Linked DNA regions of Homo sapiens: region 1 is linked to region 2. A link is an interaction called in ENCODE POLR2A ChIA-PET data of the cell type or tissue named here. Cell type or tissue: A673. All regions are shown on one strand.

Evidence for each region. Peaks named below come from ENCODE experiments on the same cell type or tissue, not always from the same donor. Only the 100,000 strongest peaks of a DNase experiment are listed, where the experiment ranks them.
Region 1: POLR2A ChIA-PET joins it to region 2 with 16 read pairs; 2 of 35 experiments call an interaction of 5 or more read pairs at or near these places.

What each region holds. Positions count from the first base shown.
Region 1 is chr1:200,531,688-200,539,687 of GRCh38, forward strand. No RefSeq gene overlaps it. Among named protein-coding and RNA genes, the nearest start is that of KIF14, 85 kb to the right of the region's middle. RefSeq lists a silencer at 4,039-4,108. In A673, a CTCF peak has its summit at 4,122; a DNase peak (open chromatin) is centred at 4,104.
Region 2 is chr1:200,871,387-200,879,386 of GRCh38, forward strand. GPR25 (G protein-coupled receptor 25) reads left to right here and starts at 1,595. Exons shown (of 1, transcript NM_005298.4): 1 at 1,595-2,792. The coding sequence starts at 1,652. The coding sequence ends at 2,737. RefSeq lists an enhancer at 1,647-2,289. In A673, no CTCF peak of the experiment used is centred here; no DNase peak of the experiment used is centred here; H3K27me3 peaks cover 345 bases.

The sequences.
Region 1 (8,000 bases), 340 kb before region 2:
TTTTTTTTTTTTGAGATGGAGATTTTACTCTTGTTGCTCAGGCTGGAGTGCAGTGGCACGATCTCAGCTCACTGCAACCTCCGCCTCCCAGGTTCAAGCAATTCTCCTGCCTCAGCCTCCCAAATAGCTGGGATTACAGGCATCCGCCACCACGCCTGGCTAATTTTTATATTTTTAATAGAGACAGGGTTTCACCATGTTGGCCAGGCTAATCTCAAACTCCTGACCTCAAGTGATCTGCCCGCCTCAGCCTCCCAAAGTGCTGGGATTACAGGCGTGAGCCACCATGCCTGGCCTCTCTATCCTAATTCTTGAATTCCCCCTCCAATGGGGGAAGAGACTGGGAAGGGCATTTCCTCCACACTCCCAATAGGACCTTGAAATTGCTTGCTTTTCTGGGTCTAAACTAAATCCTCTTCCACTTGGCTGTATGCTGGGGAGGCTGAACCATATGGCCCATTCCAGGGGGTTCCCTTGCCTTGTCTGGCTTCTTGTTGGATTTGGCCCCAGGGGGAGTCTGGAGGGAGGCAGGAGAGTGAGGACTAGGCAGTCATTTCCCCTGCTCCCTCCCTCACTATGGGATCACATCAGGCCAGTTAGGTCCCTGACCAAATGGACTCTCAGGTAGCACACTCCACAAAGCCCACTCGACTTTGTTGTTCTTGTCATCTAATTAACAACAGTTAATCAATTCTTCCTGTGTGGGTTTATCATACTGAAGACACTTTTTTTTTTGAGACAGAGTTTCACTCTGTCACCCAGGCTGGAGTGCAGTGGTGCAATATCAGCTCACTGCAACCTCCACCTTTCAGGTTCAAGGGATTCTCCTGCCTCAGCCTCCCAAGTAGCTGGGATTACAGGTGCCCACCACCACGCCCGGCTAATTTTTGTATTTTTAGTAGAGATGGGGTTTCACCATGTTGGCCAGGCAGGTCTCAAACTCCTGGTCTCAAGGATCCACCCGCCTCGGCCTCCCACAGTGCTGGGATTACAGGCGTGAGCCACCATACTCAAGACTTTTAATCCATGGTCACGTTGACACCAATATGGATAACTTGTTCCTGCTTTACAAAACACAGCCAATTGTCCCAAACTTTGTGGATCCCACACTGCTCCCTAGTTGGATCTTGGTACTGGTTTCTAATATTTCGTGGTTGTTTAATAAGCTTAGACTTCAACAGAGCCTCAAGGGAAGACTTCCTGACCCCCAGATATGTATGTGAACTATTTCAAGTGCTGGGATAACATCCTTGCCAAAGGTTCATTTTTATGAACTCTGTAAGTTTGGTCCTGTGTGACTGGAGAATAGTCTATTGGAGTTTGTGGGAGGACAACACTTGATGACCACCACTGTCTCCTCTTGTATATCTACTGACTTCTGGTCTTAGCCCCAACAGTCTATTCCCCATACAGCAGAAAGAGTGAATCTTCTGAAAAAAAAAAAAAAAAAAAAAAAATGGCAGATCTGTCATTCCTCTACTTACAACCCTCCAGTGGTTCTCTACTCGGAGTCAAATCCAAAGTCCTGGCCAGGCATAGTGGCTCATGCCTATAATCCTAGCACTTTGGGAGGCTGAGGCAGGCAGTTCCCTTGAGCCCAGGAGTTCGAAACCAGCCTGGGCAAAATCAGCAAGGCCCTGTCTCTACAAAACAAACAACAACAGAAAAACCAAAGTCCTTACAAATGTCTATGAGGCCCCTCTGTGCTCTGTCCTCTCCCCTTACTAATCGAACTCTCATCTGCTGCCACTCCTGCATGTACTCAGCTTGAGCGCCTAGGACCCCATGCTGTCTCAAGCCTTGGGATTTGCTGTTTCCTCTGCCTCCAATGCTCTTCCCTGGTATCCACATGACTAGCTTCATCATTTCTTGCAGGTCTCTGCTCTTACATCTTATCAGTGAGGTCTTCCTTGACCACCCTAAATAAAATAGCAACCCCTACTCATATGACCCTAGCACACTTTCTTCCTTTTTTTTTTTTTTTTTTTTGAGACGGAGTCTCACTGTGTCACCCAGGCTGGAGTGCAATGGTGAGGTCTCGGCTCACTGCAACCTCCACCTCCCGGGTTCAAGCGATTCTCCTGCCTCAGCCTCCCAAGTAGCTGGGATTACAGGGGCCTGCCACCACGCCCTGCTAATTTTTGTATTTTTAGTAGAGACAGGGTTTCATCATGTGGGCCAAGCTGGTCTTGAACTCTTGACCTCAGGTGATCCACCCGCCTTGGCCTCCCAAAGTGCTGGGATTACAGGTGTGAGCCACCGCACAAGGCTACCCTAGCACTTTCTATCCCTTGCAGTCTTTTTTTTCTCCATAGCACTTATCACTATCGGATATAGTGTAACTATTATATATAATGCATATCAGAACAGTTATGAAATTAAGATTTTTGTGGGCATCTTAGATTTTTTCAATTATTTGTATATTTGATACACGGTCTCATTCAGTAGCCCAGGCTACAGTACAGTGTTATGATCATGGCTCACTAGAGCTTTACCCTCCCGTGCTCAGTTGATCCTCCCACCTCAGCCTCCCAAGTAGCTGGCACTACAGGCACATGCCACCATGCCTGGCTAATTTTTTTGTATTTCTTGTAGAGATGAAGTGTTGCTATGTTGCTCAGGCTGGTCTTGAACTCCTGGGCTCAAGTGATGTGCCCACCTCAGCTTCTCAAAGTGCTGGGATTACAGGTGTCATCAATTATATTTTAAAAGGTTATCTGTTTCAGTTCCCAAAATTATATATGCATATTTTATAGCCTCATTCAGCATTTAGATGTTAATAGGGTTTAAAGCTTTGGGCTAAAATCAAATGTTGCACAGAAAGATCTACACTCTGTATTAGCATCGAAAAGCTTAATGGTCAGTTTCAGGTAATTTCACCTGGTTATATTGCATAAGAAACATTAATATACTGTTCAAAGAATTTGTAATATTAAGATGTTAATTTGTATCTGCATTCTGTCCTCATTACATAGAAAACCCTTGAAGAATGACCATGTTTCCTGATTTTTGTTGCAAATGCCAAATGGATGTGTGAATGAGTTGGGTTTGTGCCATTTTCCATTTGGCCTGCAGTGTAGATTGGAGTTGTCAGGCAGTGAGAACTAGAACGAGGCAGCATTGAGATTCCCCACACAGGGGCTAGGCACGGTGGCTCACGCCTGTAATCCCAGCACTTTGGGAGGCCGAGGCGGGCGGATCACGAGGTCAGGAGATAGAGACCATCCTGGCTAACATGGTGAAACCCCATCTCTACTAAAAATTTAAAAAATCAGCTGGGTGTGGTGGCACGCACCTGTAGTCCCAGCTACTCGGGAGGGCAAGACAGGAGAATCGCTTGAACCTGGGAGGCGGAGGTTGTAGTGAGCCGAGATCGCGCCACTGCACTCCAGCTTGGGAAACAGCGCGAGACTCGGTCTCAAAAAAAAAAAAAAAAAAAAAAAAAAGATTCCCCACACAGGGGCGAGTGGGCACACCCACGGGAAGGGAGCCCCTATAAAAATGGCACGTGGTTCTGTCTCAGCTGCCTGAAATGACAGAACACAAGCTCTATCACGACTGATATGAACTATGTAAGGCATCTCCACTGGAACAAAATACTCATTGCCTTTGAGATAAGCAGAAATTTCTAAAATCTTTCCAAAAATTGGTGTTAAATTTAAAAGTACTTTTACTTTTAAAGTCTTTCTACTTTTTTTTTTTTTTTTTTTTTTGAGGTGGAGTCTCACTCTGTTGCCCAGGCTGAGTGCAGTTGTGCAATCTTGACTCACGGCAACCTCTGCCTCCAGGGTTTTTTTTTCTTTTAAGCAGTTCTCCTGCCTCAGCCTCCCAACTAGCTGGGATTACAGGCGCCCACCACCATGCCCAGCTAATTTTTGTATTTTTAGTAGAGACAGGGTTTCACCATGTTGGCCAGGCTGGTCTCGAACTCCTGACATCAAATGATCCTCCTGCCTTGTCCTCTCAAGGTGCTGGAATTACAGGGCATAAGCCACCATGCCCAGCCCACTTTCTACTTTTAAAAGGGGCCCATGACTTATATTAGGCCCTGTGAGGCAGCTGGCATCTGATGTCTAAGCTAGGCAACGCATAGTAATCTGCAGTTGTTTACTTTGCCTCTGGGTGTTGCCATTGAGCCAATGAGTGACTCACTACCCAGGTGGCACTGCCTCGCACTTGCTGATTGGAAAGTGACTTCTGCCCTTTTCAGGTGTATTTGCATTAAAATATTATAATAAAAATAAGTACCATTTATTGACAGATATCGAGTTATTTCTCATTTTGCCTGCACAATAGAAAATAAGCTGCAAAAACCTATGTATAGGTCATTCCTACCCCAGACCAATTATAAATCAAAATCTCTGAGAGTCAGGGTTGTTTTTTTTTTTTTTGAGACGGAGTCTCACTCTGTCCCCAGGCTGGAGTGCAGTGGCGCGATCTCAGCTCACTGCAACCTCCATCTCCCAAGTTCAAGTGATTCTCATGCCTCAGCCTCCCTAGTAGCTGGGGTTACAGGCACCAGCCATCACACCCAGCTAATTTTTTGTACTTTTAGTATAGATGGGGTTTCACCATGTTGGCCAGGCTGGTCTCGAACTCCTGACCTCAAGTGATCCTCCCACCTCAGCCTCCCAAAGCGCTGGGATTATAGGCGTGAGCCACTGCACCTAGTCAGGTGTTAGTATTTTTAAAAAGCTACCCAGTGCTGGAAGCAGTGTCTCATGCCTGTAATCCCAACACTTTAGGAGGCTGAAGCTGGAGGATTGCTTGAGCTGGGAAGTGGAGGTTGCTGTGAGCCAAGATTGCGACTACTGCATTCCAGCCTGGGAGACAAAGCAAGACTCTGTCTCAGAAAAAAAAAAAAAAAAAAAAGCTACCCAGGTGATACTGATGTGCAGCTAGGTTTGGGGCTCTGCTCTTGGTGGCTAACAGCAGAAAGTCTGGATCCAGATTACCTGGCTTCATCCCATCTTCATCATTTACCTGTAGCAGCTGTGTGACATAGGGCAAGTCCCTCAACTCTTCTGTGCTTCACTCTTCTGAACTTTCAGAGACAGCTAATAGGTCCTAACTCATAAGGCTGTTGTGAGCATTAAGTGAATCAATGGATAATTATTTAGTAAGTGTTTGCTACCATTGTTTTTATAGCTAATGAAGTTGTGGGTAACTCTTGAGAGTCTCCAGAAAATTCTTTCCATGTCTCATCAGAAGCTGTCAGTTATGCATATGGTTGTTATGCCTATGGTACAGAACAGAGCTGCTTCTGTCCTGAGCAACAAATGTAGCTATGTGCCCCTGATGTGGGGCCTAATTTATTTGAACCACCCATTGGGGTCTGGTCATTGTACTTTCTGTATTCCCTTGTTCCTCTGCCTAAACGCTACAATTCTTCTGATCTCTGGAGTCTTGCAGAAACTGATAACAATTTATGCATTGTAACTGCTGTGCTGCTTTGTTACATAAACATTAGGTCAAGAGCAAGACCCTGAGAATGCAGCTTTGACCAACTGAAACAGATGGTAACTGAGCCTTCCAAAGGCCACACTCCCCTCATATTTATTTACCTGGCAGGCAGCAGAATGAGCCCGTTTTGCTTTATGTGCAAAACTTTCCTCCCAGGCCAATTTTCTGGTGCCCCCCGTGACATATCGCAAAATGAAATAAAAGTATCAAGAACAGTAATTTATTCCTGAAACACATCTTCCAAGAGTTACAGATATCTACCATGTCGACCTCTCTTAGCCCGAACCTGAGCTGTCACCCACGTTAAATTACTTTCTAAATCAGAGGTAAACTTTATATCATAAAATACCATTCATAGCCACATCAATCCAACCTGAAATCTGCATTACTCTCTTGACCCGAACTCCTAGATATCTACAATTCACAGATCGACCAGCTTTGCTCTATCAGTATGCCTTACCCTAGTGGTGTATTACACTAATAGATTCCTGGAGCCGCAGCTCACTTTGTTGATGTATAAGAGCAATACGTTAAGAGAGCCCCAGCTCACTTGGATGATGTATAGTTGAAGTGGTCATCTGGGGGAAGCATGCTGGTGATGTATGGCCCTGACAAGGGCACCAACTGGGAGAGAACAAGTTCAAAGTGGGTTTGGTTTAGCTTGTAGAGGCAAAGAGAAACAACTTAGATCCCACCAGGCCATGTTCCCACTGGCCTCCCAAGGCCTTCTATTTGCAGGAAAGTAAGCAGCTGCACACACCGTTAAAGAGTGAGGTCTTAACCACTTTTGCCATAGAAATTATTGTTTGCAATTACTGTAAATCTCTCCAGAGGCTTAGATGAAAACAAAGACACATAGATGTTACTTTTACTTTTTGGATATATATTTCATAATAAAATTAATAAAGGAAATTGCATAAGGACATGTTATTAATTTTTACATTCTTGAGCAATGGGGAAAACTGTAGATGTGTGCACCAAAAGATATGTACCAGAATGTTCATATCAACATTACTGTAATTACCAAAAACAGAGAATGACACCAAGGTCCATCAACTGTAGAATGGAGTGTCAATTAACTATGGCCACACAAATCCCCATGGCATACAGCAATGGCATATTTTTTAGCTCATGCTTCTATGGCTGGCTCATCTAGGCTGGGTTCTGGAGGGTTCAGGGGAGGCACTGCTTTACACATCTCTCATCCTGCTCCTAGGACCAGCTTGCACCTCTTTGTCTCATGGCAACAGCAGAGAGACAAGAGCTAGCAAAACAAATCTTCAGAGCATTTTTTTCAAGATGGCATAACTTCTGCTAATATCCTTGTAACCAAAGCAAATCACATGGTCAAACCCATGCAGGGAATTGCACCGTGCCCACAGTGGGAAGGCATTGAAGAGTTACATGACAAAGGGTATGGATATAGGAAGGATGGTCAATGATGCAGTTTATCGGCCAGGCATGGTGGCTTATGCCTGTAATTCCAGCACCTTGGGAGGCTAAGGCAGGTGCATCACCTGAGGTAAGGAGTTTGAGACCAGCCTGGCCAACATTGTGAAACCCCATCTCTACTAAAATTACAAAAATTAGCCAGGCATGGTGGTGTGCGCCTGTAGTCCCAGATACTTGGGAGGCCAAAGCAGGAGAATTGCTTGAACCTGGGAGGTGGAGGTTGCAGTGAGCCGAGATCACGCCACTGCACTCCAGCCTGGGCAACAGAGTGAGATCCAAAAAAAAAAAAGCAAGCAATTTATCACCATTTATTATTAATGCAATAATAAGTCTAATTTATTATTAGATGAATAAACTGTGACAGTCATACAATGGAATACTATACAGCAAGGAAAATGAACTACCACTATACATAACAACCTAAATCTCACAGAGATAATATTAAGCAAAAGAGGTTAAACACAGGAGTTCATAGGTATGATTCTACTTATAGAAACCTCAAAAACAGGCACAAGTAATGATGGTGTTAAAAGTCAGGGTGGGGGTTACCTTTGGGATCAATGACTAGGAGCAGGCATCAGAAGGGCTTCCAGTGTTTGTGATACTCTGTTTCTTTATCTAAGTAGCAACTACACTGATGCATTCACAGAGTGGAAATTCTTGTAGGACACATATAGTTTCTGTATTTTATATATTTGGTATGCTTCAATTAAAAAGTTTATTTGAAGAAAACTGAGCATGCAAAGCAGCATGACAAGCCTGGGGCAGATTAAAAAATGAGATATTTAAAACAGGAATGCTTTAAAGCTCTTGAAAAGCACATTCATGGCTTCATGACGGTATAGAGAGTGACAGCAGGACAGATAATCAGAGGGGCAAAGAAAGGAAGGGGCTTCCCTCTGGGAGTTGGTTTAGTCTTACCCACCTACAGTTAAAAACAAACAGGCCAGGCACAGTGGATCATGCCTGTAATCCCTGCACTTTGAGAGGCCGAGGTGGGAGGATAGCTTGAGCCCAGGAATTCAAAACCAGCCTGGCCAACATGGAGAAACCCCGTCTCTACAAAAAGTACAAAAAATTAGCTG
Region 2 (8,000 bases):
TCCCCTGAAAAGCCCACATTCCTACTCATTTTGGTATACTTGTTCCCTTTACTCCCTCCTCCGAGTCTGACCCTTTCTTCTCTTTTCTGCTGCTCTTATTTGACTTTCAGCTCCTTCCTGGGACTGATCTCAAGTGTCATCTCCTCGAAGGCCTTTTCTGATTCAGCCCTCCCGTCAAAAATAATCACTCCCCCTCCACTAAACCCTAAGAGGGCTTGGTTTTTAACATTTACTACAATTTGGCCCCTGCATAAGATTACATAAGATTCTGCTTATGTAACCATCTCTCCTGCCTATGCAACAAACTGCGAAGGCCAAGAATGGCATCTCTTGCAGTGCCTGAAACAGTGCCTGCTTCATGGAGGAGTTCATTGTTAACAAGTCTTAATCGAACAAAATTGATAATCCACCTCAAATTTTCCACACCGGGTTGCCCGGCACATCAGCCACTCATACCTGGGAACACTGGGGACAGACTCAGAGGGCACTGTGACATCAGTTCTACCACAATATCTTGTGGAAGGGATATCTGCTAAGAAGAATTCAGATGTAAGTGGCTGCATGCCTCCTTCAGGAGAAAGAGCAAGCTTTCCCTCACCCATCCTCTCCTCCTTAGGTCCCACTGCCTCCTCAGGGTCAGACTTCATTCCCCCTCGTCTTTATGAATCCTCCCCTTACTCTCAGTTTCTCAGTTCAGAAGGGATCTTGCTGCCTCCAAGCTCCTGACTCATAATTTAGGACAACTAATCTGGTGTTTCATTAGGTGTCATCTTTTGAACTGAGCTTACATCTGTGTCTGGCTTGACAGGTTTTTTAGGATAGGAGAAGACAGGGAAGAGGCAGATGTGAATCCCAGGTTTCACCCCTTTCCAGCAGGATGATCTGACTACACCCCTTCCTCGCTGCCTTAAAACCCTTTCGCGTGGCTTCATGAGGACCTGACTGGGTCAGAGAAGCCACTCATAGGGTGAAGACATGAGCCCCACATCTCAGGACGCTAACAACTGCTTGACTGCCCAGGGCGGGCTCCCCCACCCACCCAGATCTGCTGTGTCCCGGCAGTGGAGTCTTTCCTAGGGAACAGGTGGATTTGGGGTGGGGCGTGCCTTAGGCCCCATACTCATAAAATCCCGGGGCTCTGTCTTCTCACCTCTAAAACAGAGAAGACAGCAGCCGGTGGGTGCAGGTGGGAAGGGGTGAAGTGGAGGCTGAGAAGAGGTTAGGGCTCTCGGGCACCCACCACCTCTTGCAACGCGACCCTGAGACAGTGGGGCAAGTATCCCGATTTCACGAACAAAGAAACTGAGCAACTAATAGAGGAATGGGCCACGCTCCTACTGGGAGGCCGGGCAGGTCTCCCAGCCCTGAAGACTTTTCCTCCCAAGATTTAGATGTGAAGCCCCTTTTGCCTGTCCCTGCCCTTACCCCTCGGGTCAGCCCCAAATCGGAGGCCACCATCTCTCTCACAGAAGCCTGCCCCTCCCACCCCATCCCCTCCTCCCTCCCCTCTTTCCTGCCCACCCATTTGCCTCCGGCTTGGGTGGCAGGAAGGGAGGTGCAGGGCCGGGCGTGAAGAGCAAACCCCCTCCTGCTCAGAGCTGCTGCCGCCTGCGCCCAGGGCTGCACTCCGCGCAGGCCTCATAGCCAGGCCATGGCCCCCACAGAGCCCTGGAGCCCCAGCCCGGGGTCAGCGCCCTGGGACTACTCGGGGTTGGACGGCCTGGAGGAGCTGGAGCTGTGTCCGGCCGGGGACCTGCCCTACGGCTACGTCTACATCCCCGCGCTCTACCTGGCGGCCTTCGCCGTGGGCCTGCTGGGCAACGCCTTTGTGGTGTGGCTGCTGGCCGGGCGGCGGGGCCCGCGGCGGCTGGTGGATACCTTCGTGCTGCACCTGGCGGCAGCTGACCTGGGCTTCGTGCTCACGCTGCCGCTGTGGGCCGCGGCGGCGGCGCTAGGCGGCCGCTGGCCGTTCGGCGATGGCCTCTGCAAGCTCAGCAGCTTCGCGCTGGCGGGCACGCGCTGCGCGGGCGCGCTGCTGCTGGCGGGCATGAGCGTGGACCGCTACCTGGCCGTGGTGAAGCTGCTCGAGGCGAGGCCACTGCGCACCCCGCGCTGCGCGCTGGCCTCGTGCTGCGGCGTCTGGGCCGTGGCGCTGCTGGCCGGCCTGCCCTCCCTGGTCTACCGGGGGTTGCAGCCCCTGCCTGGGGGCCAGGACAGCCAGTGCGGCGAGGAGCCCTCCCACGCCTTCCAGGGCCTCAGCTTGCTGCTGCTGCTGCTGACCTTCGTGCTGCCCCTGGTCGTCACCCTCTTCTGCTACTGCCGCATCTCGCGCCGCCTGCGACGGCCGCCGCACGTGGGTCGGGCCCGGAGGAACTCGCTGCGCATCATCTTCGCCATCGAGAGCACGTTTGTGGGCTCCTGGCTGCCCTTCAGCGCCCTGCGGGCCGTCTTCCACCTGGCGCGTCTGGGGGCGCTGCCGCTGCCGTGCCCCCTGCTGCTGGCGCTGCGCTGGGGCCTCACCATTGCCACCTGCCTGGCCTTCGTCAACAGCTGCGCCAACCCGCTCATCTACCTCCTGCTGGACCGCTCATTCCGAGCCCGGGCGCTGGACGGGGCCTGCGGGCGCACCGGCCGCCTGGCGCGAAGGATCAGCTCAGCCTCCTCGCTCTCCAGGGACGACAGTTCCGTGTTCCGTTGCCGGGCCCAGGCCGCGAACACTGCCTCGGCCTCCTGGTAGCTGCCCCGGGCCGCTGGAGGTGGGCGGCAGCGGAGCATCGAGAGGAGGCCAGAGGTCCCGGAGGGGACTGAGCTCCCCAGACGCGCCTGTTCTGGCGGCAGCAAGCTGCTCGGGCCGGCATCGCATTTCCTCGCGCGCTGCCTGGACTCCCAAGGCCTCCTCCATCGGTTTCCCCGGAACCTCAGAACAATTGAACTCCCCTAAACCAGGCTCCTGTGACTAGCTGTTCCCTCTCAGCCTGCAGGGTACCTGAGCTAATTTTGTCCAGTCCAAGATAGGTGCTATGAGATGTAGCAGACAGCAACTCGGAGACCCGCAGATTCACCAAGTAGACAGAAGGGAAGTGGGTTTCCTTCTCTGTCCCATCGGGAAGAGAACCCACCAGAATATCTAACCCAGACCCCCAAATGCCATTCTGATTTCTGGCTGTGCTTTCTCCCGTCTCCCACAATAGCCGTTGCTTTCAGAGAAATACCTTCTCCAAGTCAGACCCCCTGCCCTTCTCACTCACAAAACCCTTGCATTGAATCTGGTGACACTTCTCCCCCTGTGAAGCGGCAGGACTCACCTGGAAGTTGTTCTGGTCTTTCCCTCTGGACAGAAGGTCCTGAAATCGCTCACCAGGCGTTTTTTGAGGTCTCCATCACTCAGCCAGGAACCTCAAAATCTCTGTGAATTCATCTTTCTCAATAAACACTCTTGCTAGCCCTGTCTTGACAACCGTCTTTGCTTGAGCAGTGGGAGTGAAATGCATATCAGGAGGCGGGTCGTACACTGGGTGAGACAAAACTCAACACAGTAGTTGAGGTTGATCTCAGGATGATGAGGATTTGGGGTGGTGTCTGGGAGCATGAGAGCTGGCTGCACTCTGCAGGTGCAGTAATCCCACAGGAGGAAGCAAGTCATTTATTCTTATTTTTAAGGACATTTCACATTTTGAAAATTACCGAAAGAAAATATATTTATATAAGGGCATCTGCCAGCCAAGTGTCACTTCCAAGAGAAGATGTGTCATTTTGGATTTTCAAATATATACCAGGCCCCCCCTTTTTTTTTCTATCTTTTTTCAGACCTTCCAGTACAAACTTGGAGGATTAGCCATTTTCTGACTCTGTCATTTCTCATTTGAGGTTTCTGTAGGGTTTGGAAATTCACTGTTTATACTTTTGATTTAAGAGGATTTGGCCTAAAGACATTTCAGTCAGTGCACATCCTAGCCAGATCCCCACAGGCCAGTCTTGATGTTGCAAGCTCTGGGGGAACGGGTGGGTGTGCACGCACATCAGCACCTCAGCACTAGGTTGGGTCTGAAGGCTGGCATTCTGTCGCAGGCTATCCATCCCATCCCCCCATCAAATACCCCTGTATTCTCTTCAGCATTTGGAGCTGCTTGGATTGAACATCGGCTCTCCTAGGTCAGCCTGCCAAAAAGTGCATCTCTGCATGTTCCTACCATATACTCCAAGAGAGGCAAGCCTTGCAGCCTGTGAGGTCACCTCTGCCAGCAGGACACATTTCAGGCACTTCGGTGTTTGAGAGTTCAGTTAAGTCTTGGCCCTTCCTATCCTCACGATTGCTCTCCGAGGCAAGAAATTATTTTTTCATGGGGCTGAGACCCCAGAATTTTCAGGGCAGGGAAGCTGATTCTCATCTGGGTTTGTGTGTGACAAGATCTCAGAGTACAGAGGAGGCACTTTTCTAGGCTATTGGGACTGAGCCCCCACCTCCACCCCTGCCAAGTTGCTGCTTCTGACTTACTGACTAGTTGAGTTCCCTGAAAACAGACAGGAAGAAAGAAGACTTCTCCATGCCCTGGTGGGTTTTCGTCTCCCCTCCTGCAGTAGCTATTGAAACTCAGCATTCCCCTCCTGCTGTGGAACTCTGCAATGTGGAGAGACAGTTTCCGCCCTTTGTTTGAGTAGATCACGGAACTGGTCTACCATGTGTCCTTTGGAAATTTTCCCTTAAATTCAGACAAAAATGAAAGAGGATCAGTGAGCTCCCATCTCCCACTGGGGAAGATGAGGCTCAGATTCATCGAGGAACTGGTTAAACGAGCATTCCCACATATGTGGCTGGTGAGAGTAGATTCCTTTAGAAAGCAATTGTCAATCTTCATCAAGAGCTTTAGAACTTTTCATATCCTGTTTATTTAAAATGTTTATACCCTTCGACCCTGTAGTTTTGCTTCTGCCACTCTCTTCTAATGCAACAGTACTAAATTTAAACGATTCTGCACTGAGTTATAGAAGTTTTTTTGTTTTGTTTTCGTTTTTTGTTTTTTTGAGATGGGATCTTGCTCTGTTGCCCAGGCTGGAGTGCAGTGGTGTGATCTCGGCTCACTGCAACCTCCACCTCCTGGGTTCAAGCGATTCTCCTGCCTCAGCCTCCCAAGTAGCTGGGAATACAGGTGTGCACCACCACGCCCGGCTAATTTTTTGTACTTTTAGTAGAGACAGGGTTTCACCATGTTAGCCAGAATGGTCTCAGTCTCTTGACCTCGTGATCCACCCACCTTGGCCTCCTGAAGTGCCGGGACTACAGGCATGAGGCAGTGCACCCTGCGGCTGAGTTAGAGAAGTTTTTAAAGAGTTAAACCTGAAAGGAAACAACAATGTCCAACAACAGTGTAATGTTTTTATTAAGATGAATGACTATTATGCAAATTTAAGATGCTCTTTAAAGAGAGACTGAAAAATGTTGACGGATAACTTAAAAGGGAAAAAAAGGTAAAATTGTGTCTGTTAAACACACCCACACACTTCAAGTCTGGAGGATGTAACATGGTTAGCACTGGTTTTGTTAAGTAAAACATAACATGCTTCATAGTCCTTTTGATGAAAACGATCTTTTGCTCTTTTATTTCTCATAGCTCAAGCTTTGAACACTATAGGTATATCTCTTTTATCTAGGTGCTAACTAATGGAATGCTGTCGATTTATTTCTTCGTTTCTTGCTTGTCCCTCCTGTCAGGATGCAAGCTCCATGCATGCAGACGGTTTTGTCTGTTGGTTCAAGGCTGTGTTCCCAGTGCCTGGAGCATGCCTGCACATCTCAGGCACTCACTAACTACCTGTTGAATGAATGATCATCAGGACCATGTCATGATATGAAATAATGTCATAGAATGTGAAGAGTAAAAGGAAGGCTATTGCATTTTATGTGTAACAGCTATGGATTGTTAAAGGACTTGCAAAAAAAGGCTAGGAAGAAATACAATAATCATTAATGATAATGATTGTGTATGATTGTGTTAGAGTAAGTGGATTTTAGATCCTTTTTCCCCTCCATTTCTTTACTTTTAAATGTTCTATGAGCTTTTTTTTTTTTTTTAAAGAGACAGTCTTCCTGTGCAATCATAGCTTGCTGCAGCCTCCACCTCCTGGCCTCAAGTGATCCCCCCACCTTGGCCTCCCAAGGTTTGCTAGGATTACAGGCATGAACCACTGTGCCTGGGTTTATAAGCTTCTTTTTTTTTTTTGAGACAGAGTCATGCTCTGTCACCCAGGCTGGAGTACAATGATGGGATCTCAGCTCACTGCAACCTCCTCCTCCCTGGTTCAAACAATTCTCCTGCCTCAGCCTCCCAAGTAGCTGGGATTACAGGCTCCCGCCAATTTTTTAATATTTTTAGTAGAGATGGGGTTTCACCATGTTGGCCAGGCTGGTCTTGAACTCCTGACCTTAGGTGATCCACCCACCTTAGCCACCCAAAGTGCTGAGATTACAGGCGTGAGCCACCATGCCTGGCCCCTATAAGCTTCTTTTAAAGGGCAGTTAACAAATAGCAACGAAGCTACCAAAGCACTGGAGCTCATAACAAGCTGCCTGTCCTTGGCCACCTCGCTTACCTTTCTTGAGACTCACTTTCTTCATCTAAAGGATGAAGATGATAATATCTCCTCAGGCTGCCTCACAGATCAAAGGAAATAATCTTGAAAGTACTTTGTAAGCTGTGGTGTTTTAGACAAACATACTGCAGGAGTTTTAGACAACATACCCTCAGGATTAGCTTGTTCCAGGCCGGGCTACCCCATCCCAATCCTTGTAGCCATGGAGAGGAGATGGGGTGGAGCCACTCTGGGTTTTCAAAAGGTCAGCATCTAGGCTAAGGCTGGGCACACTGGCTGTGTGTGATTCTGATTTGCTTCTTGTGACTAATTCTGGGCTTCCTCCTCACCTCTCTCAACCCCTTGGGTGCTTTCTTGGGGCACAGTGTGGGAACCCAGGGCACTTGGGTTGATGAGTGATTTGGGGAGTTCAGCAGAATGGCAGAGCTCCAGGGGTGGCACTTGGTGATATGACTCAGCCCCACACCACTCTGAAGGCAGAGTGAGGACTCTGGACACTTGTGAGTACGTCTTGCTTGTTAGAGCTTACTGGGGCTAACTCCCTGTCCTACCTGGGCCGAGTGGCCACAAGACATACTTATCCCATCACCCCCAAATGATGGGGCAAAAGGTGCAAATGATGAAAAGACCAGGAAATGCTTGGGATGTGAGAGGAAAGGAGAAAGCAATGATGTGAAATCACCCCTCCTCTTCATCATCATGAACATCAAAAAGTATTTATTGAGTGTGTAAGTACATCTTCCATGAAAGTGGGCACTGCCTGAGATTCATATTTACATCCATCACAGTGCTTTAAGGACAGAAGCTCATTTTGTCCATTCTGAGAACGAGGAGACTGAGGGCCAGAAATGGGGGTCACTTAAGGTAATAATCACCACTTATACCTGTGTAGCATATTAAGAAAAAATTCTTTTTTTGAGACAGAGTCTCACTCTGTCACCCAGGCTGGAGTGCAGTGACACGATCTCAGCTTACTTCAACCTCCACCTCCTGGGTTCAAGTGATTCTCCTACCTCAGCCTTCCAAGTAGCTGGGATTACAGGCACGCGCCACCATGTCCAGCTAATTTTTGTATTTTTAGTAGAGACGGAGTTTCACCATGTTGGCCAGGCTGGTCTCAAACTCCTGAGCTCAAGTGATCCACCCACCTCGGTTTCCCAAAGTGTTGGGATTACAGGCATGAGCCACCACACCCAGCTGCAAATGTTTTAAAAGCAGCCTGGGCATGGGTAGCTCACATCTGTAATCCTAGCACTTTGGGAGGCCGAGGTGGGAAGATCGCTTGAGCCCAGCAGTTCGAGACTGGTCTGGGCATCATAGTGAGACTCTGTCTCTAAAAAAATTAAAAATGGCCAGGTGCAGTGGCTCATGCCTGTAATCCCAGCACTTTGGGAGGCCAAGGCAGGCAGATC